Linked DNA regions of Homo sapiens: regions 1 and 3 are each linked to region 2. A link is a loop called in an ENCODE intact Hi-C map of the cell type or tissue named here. Cell type or tissue: endothelial cell of umbilical vein. All regions are shown on one strand.

Region 1 (8,000 bases), 83 kb after region 2:
TATACTATATTATAATGTAAAAAGACTAGATGTCAAACAAATTAGGTGATGGGAAGGAATTGAGGGAGAATTTTAGACTAAGCAATTGAGCAGCACCTGTTTTTCACCACAAATCTGTTACATGTATTGCTCAATTGTGCTGAATCCATATTGGGTCCTGGTGGCTATGTAATAGTCTCTTTCTTGGATAAATGTTTGTCCTCTCTTATGGTTTACTAATGGTGTACAGAACAGCATTGAATAGTGGTTATTTCCTATGACTTCCTAGATATCTCTCTCATAATCCTGAATGTTTTAAAGATCATTCTTAGATAGAGTACAGCTAGACACGAACCATAGTGGAAATCAGGTAGACAAAATTTAAAAGGAGTCTTAATTGAAGGTCATTTTATTGTCCTCAGTATTAATCTTACTTAAAACAAACCTGTCACTGAGCAGAACTCAAAACACCAGAGCCCTTTGCCAAATGTGATTTTTTACAACAGGAGCGCTGGCAGTTGAGAGGAGTATTCTGTCACACTTGAGAGAATTCGAGTCCCTGAAGATTTATATGAATGCTTAGCTATTATCGAACCATCTCTTCACAGATGACTTAGTAAATGTCTGCCTTTGCATCAGATAATGGCTTACAAGTTAATCTCCTCTTGCTCCCTGTTACACACATATACACCTTCTTCCTAAACAGCTCATAAGGTGAAAGAAAGACTCAGATTTCTGACTATGTAATTGATAATATCACACGGACTGCCTGCTCATCATCTGCTAGTCACATTGGCAGAGTTGACAGTTTTGGAGACACTGAAGACAGTGCATATATTAGGAAATAAGCAGTTTCCTGATATAAATTTTCTTGTAGTTTATAAATTACATAGCATTTATTATTCCCTCATATTTTATAACATTTAATAATAGAACTGACACATATATTCATTTTAAACTCAATTGTGTATAATAACTATCATAGCAACCCTTCAGTGCCTAAATATCAAATCTTCCATTCCTCCCATGAACATCTTGAATATATAGGTACTGTGGTTAGCTCCAACAAGCTTTTGGTTAGAATTCATTGCACTGATACATAGACATTGTTTTAAAGGCAATTTCAAATCAAAGCTGTCAGCTGTGAATCAAGCACACCTTAAAAAGTGACACATTTGTCACTAGATTCCAGCCTCTCAAATTACTGACACGCATCCTTTTTATGTAAAGATGACATTGTTCTTTCCTGATATATTGCATTCCTCATGAATTTCTTATAGTCATAGAATTTTTATAAACCATTTCAGAATCGCTGAAATAAACATCAATATTTTTAACTTTTTCATTCTGTCAAAAATATTGTATGCAGAGATATTGCTGTAAGTGTGTATACCTGTGCTTAAGAGACTAGGGCTGAAGAGAAGTAATCAACCGAACCACTGGTGTAAATGTGCGTCACATTTTTAGTGACTAGAAATTGAAATAATTCCAACAAATTTATGTGCTTTGGGCTTGAGAATTCAGACTGCCTTAGGCTAAGATAAAAATCTTTTCCTGGTACTATATACCTTCTTTTATTGAATGACTACCTGGCTCTTTCTATTATATATGCAGATTTTGTACCTCTGGTCATCTTTGTAAATGGTGCCTAAAAGATATTTGAAGAATAAGTGACCAGCAATAAGAACAAATGTCTATACAAAAGCACCCTTTAGTTGGATGTAATTCACTACTTTGAGTTGTTAATAACCTCTAAGGATGACAGTAGCTATTAGTTGAATAAACCATTATGTCTATTATTAGAACACTAGATAGTTTATAAGTCCAAACAATGCATAAAATACCTATCTCATGTTACCATTGTTTAGGTTACCAGATAATTGTTCTGTCCAATTATTCCACTTAATTTTTTGCTTGCCCATTAGCTAAATGGCAAGATAAAATTTGTCAAACGGGGGGGAATGTATTGAAAATGCTAGACAACTACACTTAAAATGAAAACAGGCCAGGCGCGGTGGCTCAGGCCTGTAATCCCAGCACTTTGGGAGGCCAAGGCGGGTGGATCACCTGAGGTCGGGAGTTCAAGACCAGCTTGACCAACATGGAGAAACTCCATCTCTACTAAAAATACAAAATTAGCCGGGCATGGTGGCACATACCTGTAATCCCAACTACTGGGGAGGCTGAGGCAGAAGAATCGTTTGAACCCAGGAGGCGGTGGTTGCAGTGAGCCGAGATTGTGCCACTGTATTCTAGCCTAGGCAACATGAGCGAAACTCCATCTCAAAAAAAAAAAAAAAAAGAAAGAAAAGAAAACAAATGCATAATTTGCAAATATTATTTTTATATTGTATGTTATCTAGGGCTTCTAAATGCATTCTTCTTATAAGCCTAGGTTTGCAATAACATTCATTTAGAATTGAGTAATTTTAAATATAATATTTTATAAAATAAAATATAATAATTTCTCTTAATTCTTTGAAAATATTAAATTAAAAGGGGGTTGCAAACTCTGCATTCCACATTTCCATCCCAACATTTAATTTTAGCAATTTTGTAGTCTGCCTAAAATGCAATCCATCATTTACTGTTTAGAAAATAGGGAATGTACACAAAGGCCTTTCAGCTTTCCCTGAACTCCATAAAAATCTTTTTGCTTCTTTACTGCCCCCCTTTGTCAGGAGTTCTGAGGAACTGTTTTTTATCTTAAGTCTCACAAAGCATTTAGGAGAATATTTAAACTTAAATTCTTTTAAAACTTATGTTCAGGACAAAGTAACATTGTATGCATTGGTGTCATATGTATTTAAATTTTGAAATTTTTAATACTGGCAAAATGAGGTTTCAATTTTAATATAAATTATTTAACAATCTTAAATCATTAAATATATTACTTAATATATTTAATATATCTAAACAGTCACAATTTTCCCATACTAATAATCATAAAAAATCTTACCCAATGGTCATATAGATATACTTAATGGAGTTTTGGGGGGGTATTTTTGTATATTAAAAAATTCATATATTTGCCTTACTTAGAAGAACTGATTAAATGAAAGTATAATATTAACAAACATATTGTTATTTTATATTTGCATTTGTGATAATTATATTTGAAACGTTCAAGATTTTCCAATGAATTTCTTTTGCATTTGCGTATTTGTGCCTTTTTATTATAAAAATAGGTGGCTTTTTAGTTCCACTGCATAAGTTTCAACATAGGTCTACAAATAGTGCATCTTTTTGAAGTTAATCATTATAATCACAAATTGAAGTTGCCTGAGCTCCAATTGGAGTCTAAATGGATGACTGAATCTTATTATTCGAAACCCACTGTTGCTACACAATATGGCCACACAAGAGAGTACACAAGACCCGTCTGATTCAGCCTCAGTGCCATAAATATTTTAATGGTTTCGTTGGAATCTGGAAATGGAGCTCACCACAGGAGATGCTTCTTCCTTTGACTCTCATTATTATTTCCTTTACAAATTAATTAATAAAAACTTAGATGCTAAATTAGCACTTGATGAAAACTTATATAGCCTTGACATTTTGATTCTGTGAGTGAATAAAAATACTTGGAGAAATAAAAATCCTAATCATGTTCAGGAATACCCACAAGGTAACAAGTACATTTTTAAACTTTAAAAACATTTATTATTCATGATAAAACATGTTGTGTGATTTAAATATAAATTTTTATTATTTGCTTTAACTTATTTCCGGATTAAAAAGTAAATGTTTACCTAGCTGTTCTAAATGGTAATCCTCATGATTAAAACAGCAATTTGTCATATTTCAGTTACAAATGATCTTTTATTATTAGTTATAGAACATAAGTTTCTTCATTGACTGAGGCGATGTTTCAAGTAGATAAATCTGTTAAAAAAATTGTGGTCATATTCTGTTAAATTCTCATACCAGGCAATTTGTTTGATATTCAGGAAAAACCTAGCCACTGACCAAAAACTCTACCTGCCTTCTCAGTTGTATCCTCTTGGACTTAAAGGGGACTGGGAAAGTTATAAGATGGTTCATGATAGTCCATCAACATCCCAAGAACAAAAACAGATGTTGTACTGACAGCATCATATGATCATATGCATGTAAGAGCACATTCATATTGCCAAATCAGTTGGAATTTTTCACGGTTGAAAGTTAAATGAAATGCTTAGATGTATGAGTCATCGGAGTTAAAGACAATTACAGCCAGATTTATGGCTGTGCTAAAATAAAGCTAGTTAGAAAACAGACCAAATTCCATGACGATACCAAGTCTGACTAATGATTCACCTTAAATTTCGGAGCAACATTTATCCTCACTTGTTTGTTTATTTGACAATGTGCCCTTATCCATTAAGTAACTAGGAGGAAGGGAAAAGCACTACGTGGGTGAGTGACAAGACACTGACACTGATTTGTGACTTTGGATAATTCCTGGATGCTGTTATCTGTTTTGGCATAGAGATGGATCTGTAACTGCTAATAATTGCCGACTGTGACCATCCCAGAGGCCATTTACTTAACCCAGGTATTTCAGACCTGACAGCCCGAGGATAAACACGATTTCCCTCCATCACTAACTTCATCTGCAGGGCCTAAGCCTCCTTCACAGTCTCTCCAGTGATTTATTGGCATCTCCAAGGGTATCTCACATGTGCTGAAGAACAAATCTGCTCACTTTCATCTGCTTGGTTTTCCCTTTTGAAATCTGCTGCTTTAAAATTACTAAGGGAGGAATCATGCCTGCTGCTACCCTTGCCAGTGACCTTGCAGTTTGTGCCCTGATTGTTCCAATTACCACAATCAAAACAGAAGCGTTTGCAGTTACTGCAGTGCTCTCTCTGTGGATGTCAGGTCTGACTCAGAGAGCCAGGCTGGGGAACAGCCATTTCCACTCTTGTACCTCTGCAAAAGGACTTCCATGTTCCGTAAACAGACTCCCACCTCTCATTTTCCCCCCAAGCAAAGCATCATAAATTAGAGAGCATGTAACGGGAAAGAAAATCCATTAGCCATTTGGGTTCAGTCAGACAAGCCAGCTCATGGAAAGTTTATACAGGAAGGTCACATTTCAATTGAGATCAGGAGGGTGAAAGGGTCCAGCTGTGTGATGAGAGAGAGAATGTTCGGGAATGTGGAACAGAGGTATCCAAGGCAGAACAAACTCGTATATGAAGGCTTTAAGGGTGTGCAAATCTAGCATATTTTATGACATAAAAGAGTCCTGATTAGCTAGAATATGATGAATGTGAGAAGAGGTGAAGGCTGGAGATAGGAAAAATTATTCCAGATCTTATAAGCTATAGTAAGAAATTTGCATATTATATATAGACTTGTGGGAAGCCATTGGATTTTGTAAGAAGGAGATTAACATTATCTTATTTATGTTATTTGTGATTTATAACCCCAAATGTGCCAGATACAAACAAACCAAAAATAATAATAATAATAATAAGAAGAAGAACAACAACAGCAATGGAACTGTGGTGATGGTTTTGGTCACAAAATGCATATATATCTATTTTTCACAATGCAAAAATATTTCATTATTTCAAATTTTAACATAAATGTGGGTATGCATGAGCTTACAAATCTTGAAGTTTATTGGGGAATATTGGTGAGCATGGTTTTTATTGCATGGTCACAACTTACTAATGGGAAACATCTGAATACCTATTGAGTTAATGCATGCACATTTTTATTTTCCTGGAATACTGAGAAAAAGGTTGCTACATAATGTCTTGATAGCTTCTAAGTCATGGCTCAAAAGTGAATGTGGAATCTGCTAATCGGAATGGACTCAGATTCAGCCAAGTTCTCAAAAACATTTGCTTTCATAGATGTCTTCAAGAAACAAGGAGTCTTGAATTTAAATTGTGAAGTGTCTATCTTAGAATAGAGAGATTTAAAATCTGACTGTATTTTGTTTAAAAAAGCCTATATAACTGTATTATATAAAATTATTTATACTACAGTTAAAAAAAGAATCCCATCCTATTTGTGCCTAAATAAGTGCCTGCTTGTAGCATGAAAACTATTTGTTGAGGGTCCTTAGATCCTCAGAGCATGCTGTGAAAGTAGGTACAATTGTTCTTTCTATATAAGCCTCTTAAGATAACAGATAATTGCCAGAAATACAGCACACAGTACAAAATTACCTTGTTTTACTTTTGCCACAAAAAACAATTTCTTTTGGCTTTGAGCAATAAAGTCCAATGATTTTTTTCCTTTCAAAATATCTTCCTCCCTCTCCATAAGTTTTATATTTATTCACGAAGGAATATTCCAATATCGGATGTTTTTGTCTGTGTCTCTTCCTGGAACAAATGTTAATTAATCTCTTTGGGTTTGTATGTCAAGTGGAGGGGTGGGGATTGGGGACAGGTGATAGTTGTCTAGGGAGTTAACTTCATCTCTATAGGAGAGTGGATAGACGCTGTATACGAAAAGCTCTTGAAAAGGGAAATACAGCAGCCACTTCCTCAGGGCTTCCATGGTGGTCAGACTCCTTGATTGCTTTAGATTAACTCTGGCTTTTGTCCTTCGGAGGCCACCAGATTGGGTGGATAGACATTGTCCTTGCTGTTCTTTTGACCTACCTACTTGTACTTTAGGGGAAAAAAATGCCTGTAATAGGTTAAATGCTTTCTCAAAGATCACCAAAGTATATAACACATGGCAAATAGACAGAGAAATGAGACAGTATAATCAGTATAATTTATAAAAGTACCTTACAGCAGGATCCCATGGGATATGGGTTTTTTTTAAAAAAAATCTACCTAATCTTTTCATTGAACTCCTATTCAGGATTCATTATATTGAATATGGCTCAGAGACCTGGAAAATTGTTTCCACCTTTTTAATTTATTCACCATCATTTATGGAAGTTTTCAAGGACGTTTACTTACCTACCTCAGTTAACAGATTGTACTACTTGGGAAGTCTATAAATATGAGCTTAAAGCATTTTCTGAGTTTTAAAATAATTTAGATTGTGTAGAATGTTAAAACTAAAAGAGGAAAAAATTATTCAGTTCCTCAGTTGAACCTAGCAATTTATCTTTTCACAGTGTGCTCAAGTATAGTTTTTGAAAAGTAAAGAAGATGGTTTTTATACAAACATAAACACATTTCAAAGATTTTATTCAACTAATTAATTAGTAGTGGAGCCAATAAGCTGGTAAGACTGGTTTAAAGGAATATCTGAGGAATAAAGATTTATAGAAACAGTCAAAGAAATTCTAAAGAGAATTGACTAATAGATATAAATCTAGTAAATATTTGATTAATAATAGCAGTAACCTATGGAATTATGTTTTCTACTGAGCATAAATGAGCATGAATCTCTTTGGGTTTGTATGTCAAGTGGAAGGGTGGGGATTGGGGACAAGTGATAGTTGTCAAGGGAGTTAACTTCATCTCTATAGGAGAGTGGATAGATGCTGTATAAGAAAAGCTCTTGAAAAGGGAAATAAAGCAGCCACTGCACATCTGCACATATAACCTGTAGATCTGGGGGCTCTAATAAAAAAGTTAATGGCAATGTCAAAATCTGGTGTTTTATCTTAGATAACTTCATAGTCATTGATTGAGCCCCTTAAAAATAACATTTAAAGGACATGTAGTCATTCTGTTTCTTTATTGCCAAGTTTTCAGCAATTTTTCTCATGAGAATGAGTGCTAAGAAACTTTTGGTGGAGCGTGGTGGCTCAAGCCTGCAGTCTTGCACTTTGGGACGCCAAGGCTGGCCAATTACTTGAGATCAGTAGTTTGAGACCACCCTGGCCAACATGGTGAAACCTTGTCTCTACTAAAAATACAAAAAAAAAAAAAAGTGGGATGTGGTGGCATGCGCCTGTAATCCTGGCTACTCTGGAGGCTGAGGCACGAGAGTCACTTGAACCCGGGAGGCAGAGGTTGCAGTGAGCCGAGATCCTGCCACTGCACTCCAGCCTGGGCTACAGAGGGAGACTCCATCTCAAACAAACAAACAAACAAAAAAGAAACTTTTAA
Region 2 (8,000 bases):
CTATCATGCTCACCAGAGTTGCAGAGTTGCGTGTATTTCTTGGGCTCATTAATGTGTTTTTTTCTTTCTAAAACTAAAGTCATTTGAACTTGTTAGATTTTGAAATATTTAAATATCTTTTCTATCTGGCTTTAACATCTTTAATCTTGGAATCTTGCATGCCTTCATATTCTTAGGACCACGAAACCACAGGAATATTTAAAATGATATCTAGTGGAAACAATATGAAGTTGGCCATGGGGTCAAATTAGAGAATCTGAATACTATGCTTCTCCTTGATTGCTCTTCCCATTTCTTCAGAGTAACCCTATTCCCCCATCTCATGCTCACCCCCTTTCCAAAATCATACATAATGATCTCCCAACAGTATGCATTAGGCTTTCTCTACTCTACCCACTATGAAATTACACAAGAAGCCTATCGCAATCTCACTACCTCGTCTCTCTCACAGGTTTACAGAAGGTGAGAGGAAGGTGCAGATAGAGAATAAGAAGCAGGTGGCTCCAGCATCAACATTACATCACCCCTTGTGTTCACAACAAATACGGAATATTATCCAAAGATAATAAACGTTGTATTTTCTTAACTTAAACACATTAAATCAGTCCTCTCTTTAATCAATTGTTAATGGGCAGCATCTTTATTTTCATGCCATTCTACTCTGCTGTCTTTGCTATAGCACAAGTTTACCACATACCATACCTAAAAATTCAGTTGTTCTATGGGGGTAAACAAAGTCTAGGTTAAGCATATATTTCATAGAATGTTAATCTATAGCAAAATTAATGAATTAAATCCAGATAAAAGAATCCTATTATGGTCTGGTAAAATATTTATATTTCACTTAGCAAAGAGAAAACAAAACATGAATATTGTAGTTATGAACAGAATATGCATGTTAGTAATGCTTCCAAATATGTTATTACTTCATAACTTCATATTTCTTATGAGGTACAAGCCATTCAATTAGTTTAACGTTATATTCAGAGAGGCTAAAGATTTACTGAAGACCATGCTGTCCATCAATAATGAAAAGAAAAATTAAAAAAACTTTATTTTAACTTCTAGTTCCCTTCTTTGTACTTGAGCAGCTTTCCCTCCTTAAGAATACAGACCTAGAACATATGCAATATCACTATCAATATTATGTGTAATTAAAAGTTCATTGGATGTTTACTGTGTTCAAGGCATTTTAAGGAGTGACAAGAGTTAAACATATAGTTGTAATTCAAAATGACAACGAAATTAGTTTACAGTTTTCTTTTTTTGTAGGTAGTAAGAAATCATCTCCCCCTATTGAGGAATACCAATATAGAAAAGGCAAAACTTTAAATATGAATGAACTGTTTCATAATAACATAAGTTCTTCTTGATTTCCATTGTCACATCCAAATTTGAAGGCTATTTCTAACACAGCTGGGTTCTACCTTTTTCCTTCTCACTCTTTACCACACCCAATCTGTGAGGCTTCAGACACAAACTGCTAATTCAGGAGACAATTGTGCCTTCTGTAACAGTTTCTGCTAAATTGTCTCAGCTCTGCCACTTAAAATAGCTAGGTGATCTCAGCATATCACCAAAACTCTTGGAGCTCAGTTTCTCTGTCTATAAAAGTTACATAAAATGTAATTGATCTGCTTGTTATGACTAAATAACATAGTACATTAGTCCTTTGCCAAAGGACTAACAAATTACCAAATAAAAGTTTGGAATCATGTTAAACGTTTATAAGAAGTGCAACTGTCCAGAAATAATTCTCTCACATTGGTCTGTTGTAATGAGACCTAAAATATCTCATTTTATTTACCTCTTTGACTTAAAGCACTAGGTCTCAAGGAGGTCATGGTTATACTATAAATATGTCATGTGAAATAATATATTAAATAATTGTTGTAATACTCTATTGAGATACTAGTTGTAAAGAGGCACAATGGAAAACTTATACTATTAACAGTAGTAAAAAGAAACAACAAAAAGCAATAAAAAACAAAACACCCATTCATGCAACGACATGAACGAACCTCACAAATATTATACTGAGTAAAAGAAGTCAGACAAATATAAAACAAAGTTTATACTACGTGATTAGATCTTTATGACATTCTAGAATATGCACATGAAGGTACAAGGTAACTGTCTGGAATGATGAAAATGTCCTGTGTCTTCAAAATAGTGTGGGTTACACTAATGCATGGCTTTTTCAAAACTGATTTAAAGGGACACAACATCTGAGCATTTCCCTAGGTGTAAATTACACTGCAATTTTAAAGAATCATCTAATGATATTGTGGTTATTTTTAAACAGTCCTTAAATTTTGTGGATGCATACTGAATGTTTACAGCTGAAAAGATATATATAAAGCTTGAATTTGGTAAAAAAAAAAAAAAAAGAGGGAGGATTGGTAGTGATAAAGTGAGTGGACTTATGGATGAGACATGATCAGCCATGCATTGAAAAAATGTAAAAGTTGGATGATCTTCACATGAGAGTCCTTTATTCTGTCTACTTTTGCATATGTTTGAATATTTCCCATAACAAAAAGTTGAAAATAGAGTGATCACATGAGTTAATCTCCTAATTTACAAAAAAGAAAACTGGAAACAGAAGGAGAACAAAACTTGTTCAAGGTCTCAAAGCCAGACAGCAAACTAGCTCCCAAGTCCAACCTTCTTGCTCTGGTCCTAAGCAAACAAAAAATATTAATATGAGCTACTGCATTAAGGAAAGTCTGCTTTTCCAAAGGGCAGACCAATAGTTCAAGGAAGAGTTTAAATAATAAATATTTGTGATCTTACTTTCATGCTTTTCTATTTTCCACTGAACACATATGCATTATCTTCTATATGTCTTTTATGTATAATCATTTGCTTCCTGTTCCTTGTGGTTTTAAAGTTGTTTTGTATGTTTAAATTTGATTTTACTCAAATTTCAGAACCCAAATTAGCGCAAGAATCAGACAAAGCATAACTTTCTATAAATATAAAAACAATTAAAAAAAAAACATACAGCAAAAACGAGTTGTTGTTTCCCCCCTCCTCTTCCAGTGCTTAACTAATCTTCCGAATCCAGGCACAGAAAGCAAAGGCTTTCTGCTAGTGGGAGGAGCTTGCTTCTCCATTCTGGTGTGATCCAGGAACAGCTGTCTTCCAGCTCTGAAAGAGGTGAAAATGTGTTAAGCGATGCAAAAATTGTCTTGAAGTTCGCGTGTGTATGTCTGTGTGCATGTGCGTGTGGTGGGTGGGGGGAGAGAAAAGGGGGTGTCAATTCTGAGGGCAACGAGAATCAGAAGTCAGAAAGGTGAGTGGTGTGTAGCATCTCCCTTTCAGAAGGGGCTGAAGAAGAAATTGGATATGATGGTCCGGTAGGCTAAATCACGCTGGATTTGTCTCCCAGATAAAGGGAGGTCTGCAAAGTAAGTCCCATTTCTAGAGCGAAAAGCCTTAGGACCGCTTGTTTTAGACGGCTGGGGAATATTTATTCCTTGTTCCACTGATGGGAAAATCAGCGTCTGGCAGGCGCTGATTGGTGGAAAGGAAAATGGTGATAGTGGCGTGGAAAGAGGATTTGCTGAGCCTTCTCCTGCCTCCTCAACCTGTGACTCTTCCTTAGTAGTCTCCCTTTCACCCTCAGGACCCTTTCCGGCTCTTCCTAGATTAAGAGCAAACGAAAACCTTGAAGATATTTGAACTAAAGCGACCCCTAACGTTGTAACCTGTGACCGTGATTAAATTTCAGCGATGCGAGGGCAAAGCGCTCTCGGCGGTGCGGTGTGAGCCACCTCCCGGCGCTGCCTGTCTCCTCCAGCAGCTCCCCAAGGGATAGGCTCTGCCCTTGGTGGTCGACCCTCAGGCCCTCGGCTCTCCCAGGGCGACTCTGACGAGGGGTAGGGGGTGGTCCCCGGGAGGACCCAGAGGAAAGGCGGGGACAAGAAGGGAGGGGAAGGGGAAAGAGGAAGAGGCATCATCCCTAGCCCAACCGCTCCCGATCTCCACAAGAGTGCTCGTGACCCTAAACTTAACGTGAGGCGCAAAAGCGCCCCCACTTTCCCGCCTTGCGCGGCCAGGCAGGCGGCTGGAGTTGATGGCTCACCCCGCGCCCCCTGCCCCATCCCCATCCGAGATAGGGACGAGGAGCACGCTGCAGGGAAAGCAGCGAGCGCCGGGAGAGGGGCGGGCAGAAGCGCTGACAAATCAGCGGTGGGGGCGGAGAGCCGAGGAGAAGGAGAAGGAGGAGGACTAGGAGGAGGAGGACGGCGACGACCAGAAGGGGCCCAAGAGAGGGGGCGAGCGACCGAGCGCCGCGACGCGGAAGTGAGGTGCGTGCGGGCTGCAGCGCAGACCCCGGCCCGGCCCCTCCGAGAGCGTCCTGGGCGCTCCCTCACGCCTTGCCTTCAAGCCTTCTGCCTTTCCACCCTCGTGAGCGGAGAACTGGGAGTGGCCATTCGACGACAGGTTAGCGGGTTTGCCTCCCACTCCCCCAGCCTCGCGTCGCCGGCTCACAGCGGCCTCCTCTGGGGACAGTCCCCCCCGGGTGCCGCCTCCGCCCTTCCTGTGCGCTCCTTTTCCTTCTTCTTTCCTATTAAATATTATTTGGGAATTGTTTAAATTTTTTTTTTAAAAAAAGAGAGAGGCGGGGAGGAGTCGGAGTTGTGGAGAAGCAGAGGGACTCAGGTAAGTACCTGTGGATCTAAACGGGCGTCTTTGGAAATCCTGGAGAACGCCGGATGGGAGACGAATGGTCGTGGGCACCGGGAGGGGGTGGTGCTGCCATGAGGACCCGCTGGGCCAGGTCTCTGGGAGGTGAGTACTTGTCCCTTTGGGGAGCCTAAGGAAAGAGACTTGACCTGGCTTTCGTCCTGCTTCTGATATTCCCTTCTCCACAAGGGCTGAGAGATTAGGCTGCTTCTCCGGGATCCGCTTTTCCCCGGGAAACGCGAGGATGCTCCATGGAGCGTGAGCATCCAACTTTTCTCTCACATAAAATCTGTCTGCCCGCTCTCTTGGTTTTTCTCTGTAAAGTAAGCAAGCTGCGTTTGGCAAATAATGAAATGGAAGTGCAAGGAGGCCAAGTCAACAGGTGGTAACGGGTTAACAAGTGCTGGCGCGGGGTCCGCTAGGGTGGAGGCTGAGAACGCCCCCTCGGGTGGCTGGCGCGGGGTTGGAGACGGCCCGCGAGTGTGAGCGGCGCCTGCTCAGGGTAGATAGCTGAGGGCGGGGGTGGATGTTGGATGGATTAGAACCATCACACTTGGGCCTGCTGTTTGCCTGAGTTTGAACCACACCCCGAGTGAGCAGTTAGTTCTGTTGCCTACGCCTTTCCACCATCAACCTGTTAGCCTTCTTCTGGGATTCATGTTAAGGATACCCCTGACCCTAAGCCTCCAGCTTCCATGCTTCTAACTCATACTGTTACCCTTTAGACCCCGGGAATTTAAAAAAGGGGTTAATCTTTTCATGCAACTCCACTTCTGAAATGCAGTAATAACAACTCAGAGGATTCATCCTAATCCGTGGTTAGGTGGCTAGACTTTTACTAGCCAAGATGGATGGGAGATGCTAAATTTTTAATGCCAGAGCTAAAAATGTCTGCTTTGTCCAATGGTTAAATGAGTGTACACTTAAAAGAGTCTCACACTTTGGAGGGTTTCTCATGATTTTTCAGTGTTTTTTGTTTATTTTTCCCCGAAAGTTCTCATTCAAAGTGTATTTTATGTTTTCCAGTGTGGTGTAAAGGAATTCATTAGCCATGGATGTATTCATGAAAGGACTTTCAAAGGCCAAGGAGGGAGTTGTGGCTGCTGCTGAGAAAACCAAACAGGGTGTGGCAGAAGCAGCAGGAAAGACAAAAGAGGGTGTTCTCTATGTAGGTAGGTAAACCCCAAATGTCAGTTTGGTGCTTGTTCATGAGTGATGGGTTAGGATAATCAATACTCTAAATGCTGGTAGTTCTCTCTCTTGATTCATTTTTGCATCATTGCTTGTCAAAAAGGTGGACTGAGTCAGAGGTATGTGTAGGTAGGTGAATGTGAACGTGTGTATTTGAGCTAATAGTAAAAAATGCGACTGTTTGCTTTTCCAGATTTTTAATTTTGCCCTAATATTTATGACTTTTTAAAAATGAATGTTTCTGTACCTACATAATTCTATTTCAGAGAACAGTTTTAAAAACTCATAGTCTTTTAAAAAATAATCAAGAATATTCTTAAGAATCAAAATCATTGATGGATCTGTGATTTCTTTTACCATCATGAAAAATGTTTGTCAATTTTAATCCATTCTGATTTTTAAAATATGACTTTGATATGCCCCTGTGATGTGTATAAAGAGACCTATTTGTGGCCCTAAAATGGAAAGAACAGATTAGTCTTTGATAGAGTTACTTCATGTGATCATTTGGTCTCTGTGAACACTGAGGACAGAGAAAAGTGCTTGAGGGCTGCTACTAATCTCTCAGAAACATTTGTATAGTTCATCCATCAAATGACACACATACTAAAAGAATAAAGAAATTGATGCTTATTACCTACTTGTTCCTAAAGTTCCACCTTGGGGTATACACCCAAACTCTGACTCTCTTTTCTGTAACTTGAACTGTATTCAATTGAGTGTTATTTTACAAACCACTTTGAATTCCTTGGAAAAGAATAGACACACACTCTCATCCACAGGCATAGACACACACACTCAACACAGACACATTGCCCATTCTTCCTCTCTTCTTTCTCCTCTGAGCTTTTTCACATTCTCTGGTGGCAACTATAGCAGTAAGAGTCACAGGATGAACAGTCAGGTGGAGGATGACCACATTGAGTTGCCTAGCTGAAACATGTGCTCCGTCTATGTCTGCAAAGTGAAAGAAAGCTACACTATCTCTTCAACATAGATCAGTGGGGGAAATTTTATACTTGGGATGATTTATATGAATGCATCTCATCAAAGTTCACAACACATTTTTTTTTCAGTTTTTTATTTTCAGTTTTTAGAGTCAGGGCCTTGCTCTGTCGCCCAGGCTGGACTGCAGTGATGCTATCATAGCTCACTGCATCCTTGAATTCCTGGGCTCAAGTCATGCCCCCACCTCAGCCTCCTGAGTAGCCAGGATTATAGGCATGTGCCACTGCCTCATTATTTAGACTTTTCTTATGTTGACTTAATCTTCCCACAAATCTTCAATTAAATTACTTTTTTTCTACCTTAAAACATATTTTCAGAAAGTCATTGAAATAGGGTGTTACAAGAGGAAAAAATTGATGAGTTAATTTTAAATATTTTATGAAGTGTGAATTATACCTTTTTAGATGGAATTTGGAATACTGAATCAGTGACATGCAGTTTATCAATATCTTTCCGTTTGTCCTCAGATTTCCAAGTTCTGCAAGCACAAGTTTCTTTGACTTAGTTACCTTTTAACTGTTCATTGAAATCATTTTCAATGTCTCTCATGGCATTTAACACATAGCACATTCTATAAATTTTTTATTGGTTACATTCTGAGTTCTAATTGAGAGTTGAACTTACACACAGAATTTAAGATAAAAAATGACCATGTGAAGACACAATAGTATAGTCCAGGGATTGGCAAAATTTTGGGTAAGGAATCAGATAGCACGTATTTTAAGCCATGAGATCTATGTCTTGGCCAGGTGCCGTGGCTCAGGTCTTTAATCCCAGCACTTTGAGAGCCCGAGGCTGGTGGATCACTTGAGCCCAGGGGTTTGAGACCAGCCTGGGCCACATGGTGAAACCCTGTGTCTACAAACAACGCAAAAATTAGCCGGGTATGGTAGCATGCATGTGTATTGCCAGCTACCCAGGAGGCTGAGGTAGGAGGATGGCTTGAGCCATACAGCTCACTGCAGAGGTTGCAGTGAGCTGAGATCGAGCCACTGCACTCCAGCCTGGGTGGCAGAGTGATACCCTGTCTAAAAAAAAGAAAAAAAAATCTATGTCTCAATTCTGCTGTTGAAGTGTGAAGGTAGTCATAAACAATAACTAGTGTG
Region 3 (8,000 bases), 180 kb after region 2:
ACTAATTTGTTCATAATTCAATCAACACTTGCATAATGTTAACTATACATTTACTGATTTCTTGCTCATCACTATTTTTTGCCTTCCATTTTATCCTTCTCTTAGATTCTCTTTTCCTTTTGGGGAGTAAATTCTAAAATAGTAATTTCAAAAAGGATCTAATGGTAATGTATTAATTAGGGACATCTTTACCTACAACTAAGATACCCTTATAGCAGTAAATTAGATATAGGAATGTATTTGGTTCTTGTAACTAGAAGACTAGATGTAGATGGCTGCTATACTTGGTTCAGGGCTACATATCAGGCCACTATGTCTACAATTTTCTTCTCCTGATAGTTGCAGAAGAGATACCATTATAGATCTTAGGCAAGCTTTCTAGTTGGAAAAATGAGAAAAAGAAGAGTAGCATATGTATCAGTAGATCAGAAACTTTCCCATAATCCTTATGGCAAAATTCCACTTATCATTGGCTGGAATTATACATGGGCAATATGGGGAAAAAAGATGGGAAATGGCGATTGGGTCCACAAAGAAATGGCAATTTGTCCAACGGGCTAACTTTTAGATGATATACATACCAAAAAAAAAAGTATGCATTTTGTCCTCAACTTGAGTAATAATTTTTGTTTTTGTTTTTGGTATAGTATTTTAGCTTAAAGCTATATCTTGTCAATACTTTGAAGACCTGACTCCATTTTATTCTCCTATGCTGTGTTGTTGATGAGAAGGCTATTGCAAATTTAATTTTTGTTTCTTTACAGGTAACCTATATTTTTGTTGGTAGTGATGGTCATTCTGAAAGATTTTGGAGCTTTTTTATTCTTAGGTGTTAGGAGTTGAACTTTTCTCCTAAAATAGGCTCAAGTCCTAATCTCTAGCACCTGCAAATGTGACCCTCTGTGGAAAAAAAAAAAGTTTTTGCAGATATAATCATATTAAGAGAAGGTCATACTGAATTAGGGCAGAACCTAATCCAATGACTGGAATCCTAAGAAAAGGGAATTTTGAATATAGGCACACACAGGGAAAATGTCATGTTATGACAGAGGCAGAGATTGGAGTGATGTGTCTGCAGGTCAAGGAATGCCAAGAATTTCTGGTTAACCACCAGAAGGAAAGGGCAAAGAAGGATCCTACCCTAAAGCTTTCCGAGGGAGCAGCAGTAGTGAATCAGCACCTTGATTTCAGACTTCTTTCCTTCTGAACTGTTAGAGAATAAATTTGTTATCTCAAGCTGCTCAGTTCATGGTAATTTGTTATGATAGTTCTAGGAAACTAACACATTAGGTTTCTAAAAGTTATCTAGGACATGTCTAATTATAACTCCTATTTTATAAATCCTATTTAACACAATGTAAACCCTTTAAATTGGAGGACTGTGTTGATAGCAGCCTTTGCTGAATAATCCTGGTTGTTGTTCTAGACGTCCTTCCTGCTTTATGTTTTTGTTTATTCTGAACATGGAATTTCTCTGGGAAATAAGCTGCCCTTTCCCATCCAATACCTTGTCACTGCGTACATTCTGGCTGTAGCTTTCTCTGTCCTTGTTTTTTTTGTTTTGTTTTGTTTTGTTTTTTTACCATTTGATCCTGTCTACTTTCTAGCTTCTAGAATTTTTCACAATTTCTAGCCTAGCGTTGAAAAACATCCTTGTTTTTCAGGTTTATTCCCTATAATTATATTTTCTTTCTGTTACATCAGTAGAATTGGCTGGCAGAAAAGTGAATGAATGTGCATTGCTCAATCTGTCATTTTGAGTCAGGCCACTGATTTTTTAAAATTTATTTATTTATCCTAGTTAATTTTTTCCCATAAGGCCTTTCAAACCATATTGGCATTAGAAGCTTTTATGTTATTTTTTCACTTTGTCTAGGGTCCAAGCATAATTTGTGGCTGCCTCTGAAAATAAACAAGGTAGTTTTTCCCTCCATGGCAGAATTATTGATTGGTTTTACTCAAGCTGAAATTCTAAAAATCTCATTCATATCGGAACTAGAGGGTGTATGGTACTGGGATAAAATCTGTTACCTAAGAGTCACCCCTAATGTCTTTTAGTGTGCCCAGGTTTAAATTTGCTATGTTCTAAACTAGTCATGTGTATCATGTAAGCCTTAAATTTGAGAGAAGGCTAACTTGTCTTCACTAGTAATACTGCTGACGTAGGTGTTTTTGCAAATGCCACAAATAGTCCGATTAGATTTTGTGGTTTATAGAAACACATACACACAAATACAGAATTACAATTCTTCCAGTATTTTTTCCTAAGGCAAATTTAGCACTGCAGAAAGGTCCTCAAGTTGCACTTACACAGGCAGATAAACTTGTGTGTGTAGCACAGTCCCCAAGATAATCTGCTTAATTAGCTGGAATCAGTTGAAACAAGTGTAAAATGAACATGGAACTAAGGATTTCAAAGGTAAAACAAACTGACAATATACACAAGGAATTGAGCAGATTTTACCTCTCATTTTTATTTCATTGTGTGTGTGTTTTTTTTAATTTTTATTTTTTTAGGAAAACTTTTTCAGGGATCTCCATTATATTAGCTCTAGGTACATATTTTATATCTCAAACTTCAGCAGCAGGGCCTAAGAAAGTGGAAGAATAGATTAATTTACATTGAGATGATTTTTTTCCTTTTTTTCCCCCCTTGGCATTTATTTTACATTTCGCAATGCTTCAGTCAACCTGAAAAGTATGGCAAATAGGATAAAGAACGCCTATATAACTTCTACCCACATTCAACAAACAAATATTAACATTCTGGCATATTGAATTTGTATCATTTTGTCTTTTAATGTGTAAAAGTTAAAGACATAACTTGAAGCCTCCCTCTCACTCCCTGCGTTGTGATTTTCCCTCCGTCCTTAGAGGCAGTCACTGTTCTGAGTGGGTTCTTTCCATTCATTTTTCAACTTTTCTTCCTATGCATTTCAAAAGTTTCTCTACTTTCCCTCTTTATTCTTCACTCCTTAAATGGATATATACTTTGTAATACATATTCCTTACACCTATCTTCCTCCCAGAGCAGGCAAGGATCTTGGCTTTACCACCCCAATCCCCATTCTGCCCAAACGAATCTGTTTTTATTGACATGTATTTCAGTTTCACCTTTTGTAGCTCTAAATCTTTTATTTTGTCATCAGTAGTTAATTAAATTTGCCAACATATTTTACCAGTTTTTATATTCACTATTTTTTCATGCTTCCTATTATTTTTCTCTAGGTTTCATCTTCTTGCTATAATACATCTTTTGGTCATTCTTTCTGGAAAAGCATGGTTAGTAAACTCTTTTAGTTTCCGTGTATCTGAAAATATATTTTCCTTTCCCTCCTGCTTAAAATATAATTACTTATTTACAGCATAATTATGCATACTCTATACAGTGTAATAGAATCCTGGGTGGACAACTGGCATCCCTCAGCACTTTAAAGGTAAATTATCATTGTTTGGGGGCACACTTGGTTATACCTGAGAAGACTACCGTTAGTTTAATTACGGTTGTTTTGTGGAAATCTTTCTCCTCTGATAGATTTAAGGGTGTCTTTTTTTTTTCTTTATTTTTGATATTCTGAAGTTTCAGTAGGATGTGTCTGGTAGACTTATTTTTATTTTTCCTTCTTAGCCCTCAAAATGAATTGCCAAAATTAAGACTTATATACTTAATCAAATCCGGAAAATAATTATTAAAATTTTGAATTCTGTTCCTCTCTTTTAAAGCTAAAATAGAATGTTTTATTAATTGTTTAGTGTTAGCTGTCTTTCTTAAATTTTCCTCATATGGTCAGGAATATTGGTTTGCAGGCTAATATTGACTGGAAGTTTCCATTTCAATTTCATCCCTCCAGTCTCCAGCAGAAGTTTTACAGTTACTTCTGCCTAGGAACCAGTGCAGAACTGGTGATTTTGAGTTCCCGTGCCTCAGTGACTGATGTTAACAATATCTCAGACTAGTCATTGAACTAGTAGGCAGTTTCACTCAGGTGGTAACTGAGAAGCTTCCGCCTACTTCCTCCTCCTCCAGCCAGTGCAGCAGGGACCTTTCCAGAGTTTTCTTCCCCCTAAATGAAAGACTTTGGTGTTAAACAGTGAAGAGGGCTCTGTCCCCTATCCCACCGGAGATGGATTTAGTTTCCATCATCCCATAGGATCAACATTTTTTGGTGGCAAAGGCTCACTTCTGGCCCCACATCCTGGCAAGCTGAATGTTCTGTCTCATTTAGCACTGTTTCAGTTCCATTTCTGGTCTGCAAAGATCTTTGTCTTGTTTCCAAAAATGGTTGTCTTGGCTGATGCATTTGGAAAACAATTTTCTATTTATATAAAAGTGACTTAATTATATTTAAAACTATATTGTACACAAATACATGTATATACATGTACTTTAGATTTGCAATGCTAAGAACAGAACACTCAAATTAACATTTTTAAATGTATTGTCTTTCTGTACATCATTATTTTAAAAACATACACAAAGTCCCAGAAGCAAGTATGCTTCTTCATTCTTAAATAAGGAAATCTGTGTTGACTGTATGTTCCTTTAAGGTATTTGAATACAAATCAACTGGGGGAAACTCACAATCAGATGTGAAGCATTTCACTCATTTTCACATTCAGCAATTAATTGCTTATTTCTATGGCACTGAAAGTCTACTGTTTTCACTGAAATACATAGTGCCATCTACTGGTTCAATTGTCGTTAAAAGGACAGAATCAAGCAAAATTTGTGTTGGTGGGAACTCACATCACGCCTAATTCCATTCTCTTCTTTTCACCCTCATATGAGAGCTGAGTGAAGAGCTAAAAGCTGACCCCTGATCTAAATCACACAGCTGTTTCAATTCAATAATGGTATTATCTTTATCAGTGACTGAGAACTCCAGGACTTGAAGCTCATTAGCTTTCTCCAACTTTTTTTTAAAGTATTTTTTTTAGTAGAAAAATTTTGTATTGAAATGTAATAAATTAAAGGCACCAAATAGTCTTTTATATTATTGCAACATAAGAAGAAATACTTTAGCTTCTAACAAAATAAGGTAGCAGGACATAGAATCTTTACTGCCACCATCATTAATGACTTGTTCCTCCTAGGAGAATGGTGGGGCTGTTAGTTGCTTGGTATATTTGTCAGTATAGGGCTCAGTAACAAGAAGGAAGCATCAGGCTGCATGGCTGAGGCTATGAATTGATTTCAATACTAACATAAAGAAAACAGCTAAGTTAGACGAAAATGGCATATCCCAAATAAAAGTTTAATTTATATGTTAGTGTATTAAAGCTTTAGAATATAATGGTAACTTTCCTATAAAAATCATGTCAGTAAATATTTACAAGACAGGTTTATTATATCTCAATTGGATCTGAGTTTGGCTGACAGTCTCAGATTCAACCCCCTGATAATTATCTTCCTGGGGTCTGCAGCCCCCACAGGCACTTTCATTGTTCACTGAATCTTAAAATTATGGAGACCTTAATATTTCAGTTTGTCAATAATACAGTTTCTAGGCAACCATATTACAATTCCTCATTACAATCTCCAGACATAATCAGCTGCAGAGTTTTAGATCCATCTAAAACTGATTAGCAATTAATCAAATAAATTTCAGATTAGAGAATCTCAAAGACTCAATATTGCTTTTAACATAAATGTTTTAAATCTCAGTTTCTAATAAGGCAAAACTTAATTTTATTTTCAAAATAATTTAATTTAAGGCATCACAATAATGGATTAATTTAAAAAAATTTTAAAAACCTTTTCCCTCAGCTCATAATCATCAGGGTTGTGTGTAATAATTCTATGGGAAAACAGAATATTAAAAATATCAGCTGCTTGAGTTGAACATTGATCATTCTGATCACTCAGTCTACATTACAGACACAAATCAATATTTGAAGAAGAAAATCATTTCATAATTTCGGGCTAATTAAGATGGTGATAAAGTTCAGTTTGCTGTTAAAGTTGAGTAAAATATGCAGTAAACACTAATATGTAGGAGGAGAAATAATTGAACTACTATAATAACTACATCTTCATCAAACGCTGGATACAAATTTTATTAAATGCATGAGGGGATAGAAAATGGGTGTAGAACAGTCAAGACTCAATTTTCTCTTCCAAGGAAGAAAATCTCCCAAGTAGTAGAAACTGAGACTTAGCAGTCAACAGCATAGAGTATAGCAGTGGAGTCCATGGGGGCTGAGCTGCACACCTATGATTCATGCACAATATTTGCCACCCAGGTTAAAGAGCCCTCACAGACAACTTAAAATCAAAGTTGGTCCAGAAAAACACTATCTCAAGTGATATGAAGCTGCTACTGTCACTAGTCAAGCTAAGTCATCCAATAACGATTATCCAGGTTTTTCATTAAAATCAAACATTTTCCATACGGCAATGAGAGCTTTTGACTGGCAGTGTGTAATAGCACCACAGCTTTTGGAGATAAAGGTAATAAACACCAATGGAAATTATCATTTTAAAATGCGGGAGAAAAAGGTCATTTTGCAAATGTTGGTGTCAGCTATGGGAAGCCAATGAGAAATTCCTTACTGACATTCTAATTTCTCTTAAGTTAATTAATTTTCTCAAGTTAAATTAAAAATGAAAATTTAAAGGGCCTATTATTTGCAAATGATACAATGAAACAAAACAATATGTGACAAGCCTTTAAATAATAGTCCTTTGTGAGAACAGGAGGTTGGTAAATAATTGTGCATTAGAGAAACTATATTCATGTCTAACTAGTTTCCTTAATTTTGCAGTAACTAAATTGTCACCTATGACCCCCCTTTCTGCTGTCTATCCCTGTTATAAACTGAATTGTGTGCCCCTAAAGTTCATATTCATAACCCCCAATGTTAATGCATTTGGAGATATGGTCTTGAAGGAGGTAATTAAGGTTAAATGAGGTCATAAGGGTGGCATGCAATAGGACTGACGTCCTTATAAGTAGAGGAGACACCAGCGTTCTCTCTCTTCATGTGCACAAAGGAAAGGTCCTGTGAAGACACAGAGAGAAGGTGACTGCTTATGAGCCAAGGAGAAAATCCTCACCAGAAAGCATCCCTGCAGGCACCTTGATCTTGGACTCCCAGTCCTCATAACTATGAGAAAATTAATGTCATATTTAAGCCACTCATCTATGATATTTTGTTATGGCAGCCCGAGAAGAATAATACAACCCCAAAATTCCATATTGATCTAATTGTGTACCAGTAATACAGAAGGCAAAGTATTAGATGAAAACCATTTAGAAAAATCCAAAATTATTTTTTGAAAGTGACTAACAGTTAACCCGGCTATTTCTACTTGTTTTTTTTTCTTCTTCTTCTTTCCCTTTTTCCTCCTTCTCTTAGTGTCTTCCTAGTAGAGGTAATGTTATTGTTGTCATTATTGGTATCATATAGTGCTACAAACTTTAATTAATGACTCATATTAACGCTGTAGCCACCCTTTGCCAGTTTTTAGACATGTAACAGCATGGGAACTAATTTTTGTAAACAATCTACTACATACTATTTTGTTCTAGGTTTTTGATATATGATGTGTTTTTTCAAATTCTGAATTGTCATCTTTATTTTTTTAATTAATTTGGTTTTTTTTGATACAGAGTCTCACTCTGTTGCCCAGGCTGCAGTGCAGTGGCGTGATCTCAGCTCACTGCAGCCTCTTTCAAGCAATTCTCATGCTTCAGTCCCCTGAGTAGCTGGGACTACAGGCATGCACCGCCATGCCCAACTTATTTTTTTATTTTTATTTTTGTATTTTTAGTAGAGATGGGGTTTCACCATGTTGGCCAGGCTGGTCTCAAACTCCTGACCTCAAGCAATCTGCCCGCTTTCGCCTTCCAAAGTGCTGGCATTATAGGTGAGAGCCACCCGGCCTGCCTGTCATGTTTACTTTAAATGTCTATTTTAAATATAAGAATAAATTATCCTGGTTAAACACTTAGAATTTGAGGGAGGCAGAAATCTACACAATTATGCTTGTAATTGAC

The links. Hi-C counts contacts between places; a loop is a spot of excess contacts. Peaks named below come from ENCODE experiments on the same cell type or tissue, not always from the same donor. Only the 100,000 strongest peaks of a DNase experiment are listed, where the experiment ranks them.
Region 1: a loop joins it to region 2, with 4 times the contacts of the local background. A loop is called at or near these places in 9 of 110 quality-filtered maps.
Region 3: it touches region 2 in a loop (5-fold over the local background); 7 of 110 quality-filtered maps call a loop at or near these places.

What each region holds. Positions count from the first base shown.
Region 1 is chr4:89,750,060-89,758,059 of GRCh38, reverse strand. All of the region lies in intron 4 of SNCA (synuclein alpha), which reads left to right. Among named protein-coding and RNA genes, the nearest start is that of SNCA-AS1, 82 kb to the left of the region's middle. In endothelial cell of umbilical vein, a CTCF peak has its summit at 2,650; DNase peaks (open chromatin) are centred at 4,269 and 4,979; H3K27ac peaks cover 2,416 bases.
Region 2 is chr4:89,833,414-89,841,413 of GRCh38, reverse strand. It overlaps SNCA (synuclein alpha), which reads left to right and starts at 4,253. Exons shown (of 6, transcript NM_000345.4): 1 at 4,253-4,452; 2 at 5,722-5,867. The coding sequence starts at 5,747. It overlaps SNCA-AS1 (SNCA antisense RNA 1), which reads right to left and starts at 5,013. Exons shown (of 4, transcript NR_045481.1): 1 at 4,680-5,013; 2 at 3,008-3,153; 3 at 14-73. In endothelial cell of umbilical vein, no CTCF peak of the experiment used is centred here; DNase peaks (open chromatin) are centred at 3,123, 3,623 and 4,193; H3K4me3 peaks cover 3,293 bases; H3K27ac peaks cover 2,024 bases.
Region 3 is chr4:89,654,805-89,662,804 of GRCh38, reverse strand. No RefSeq gene overlaps it. Among named protein-coding and RNA genes, the nearest start is that of SNCA-AS1, 180 kb to the left of the region's middle. In endothelial cell of umbilical vein, a CTCF peak has its summit at 4,684 (motif pointing left); a DNase peak (open chromatin) is centred at 4,674; H3K27ac peaks cover 498 bases.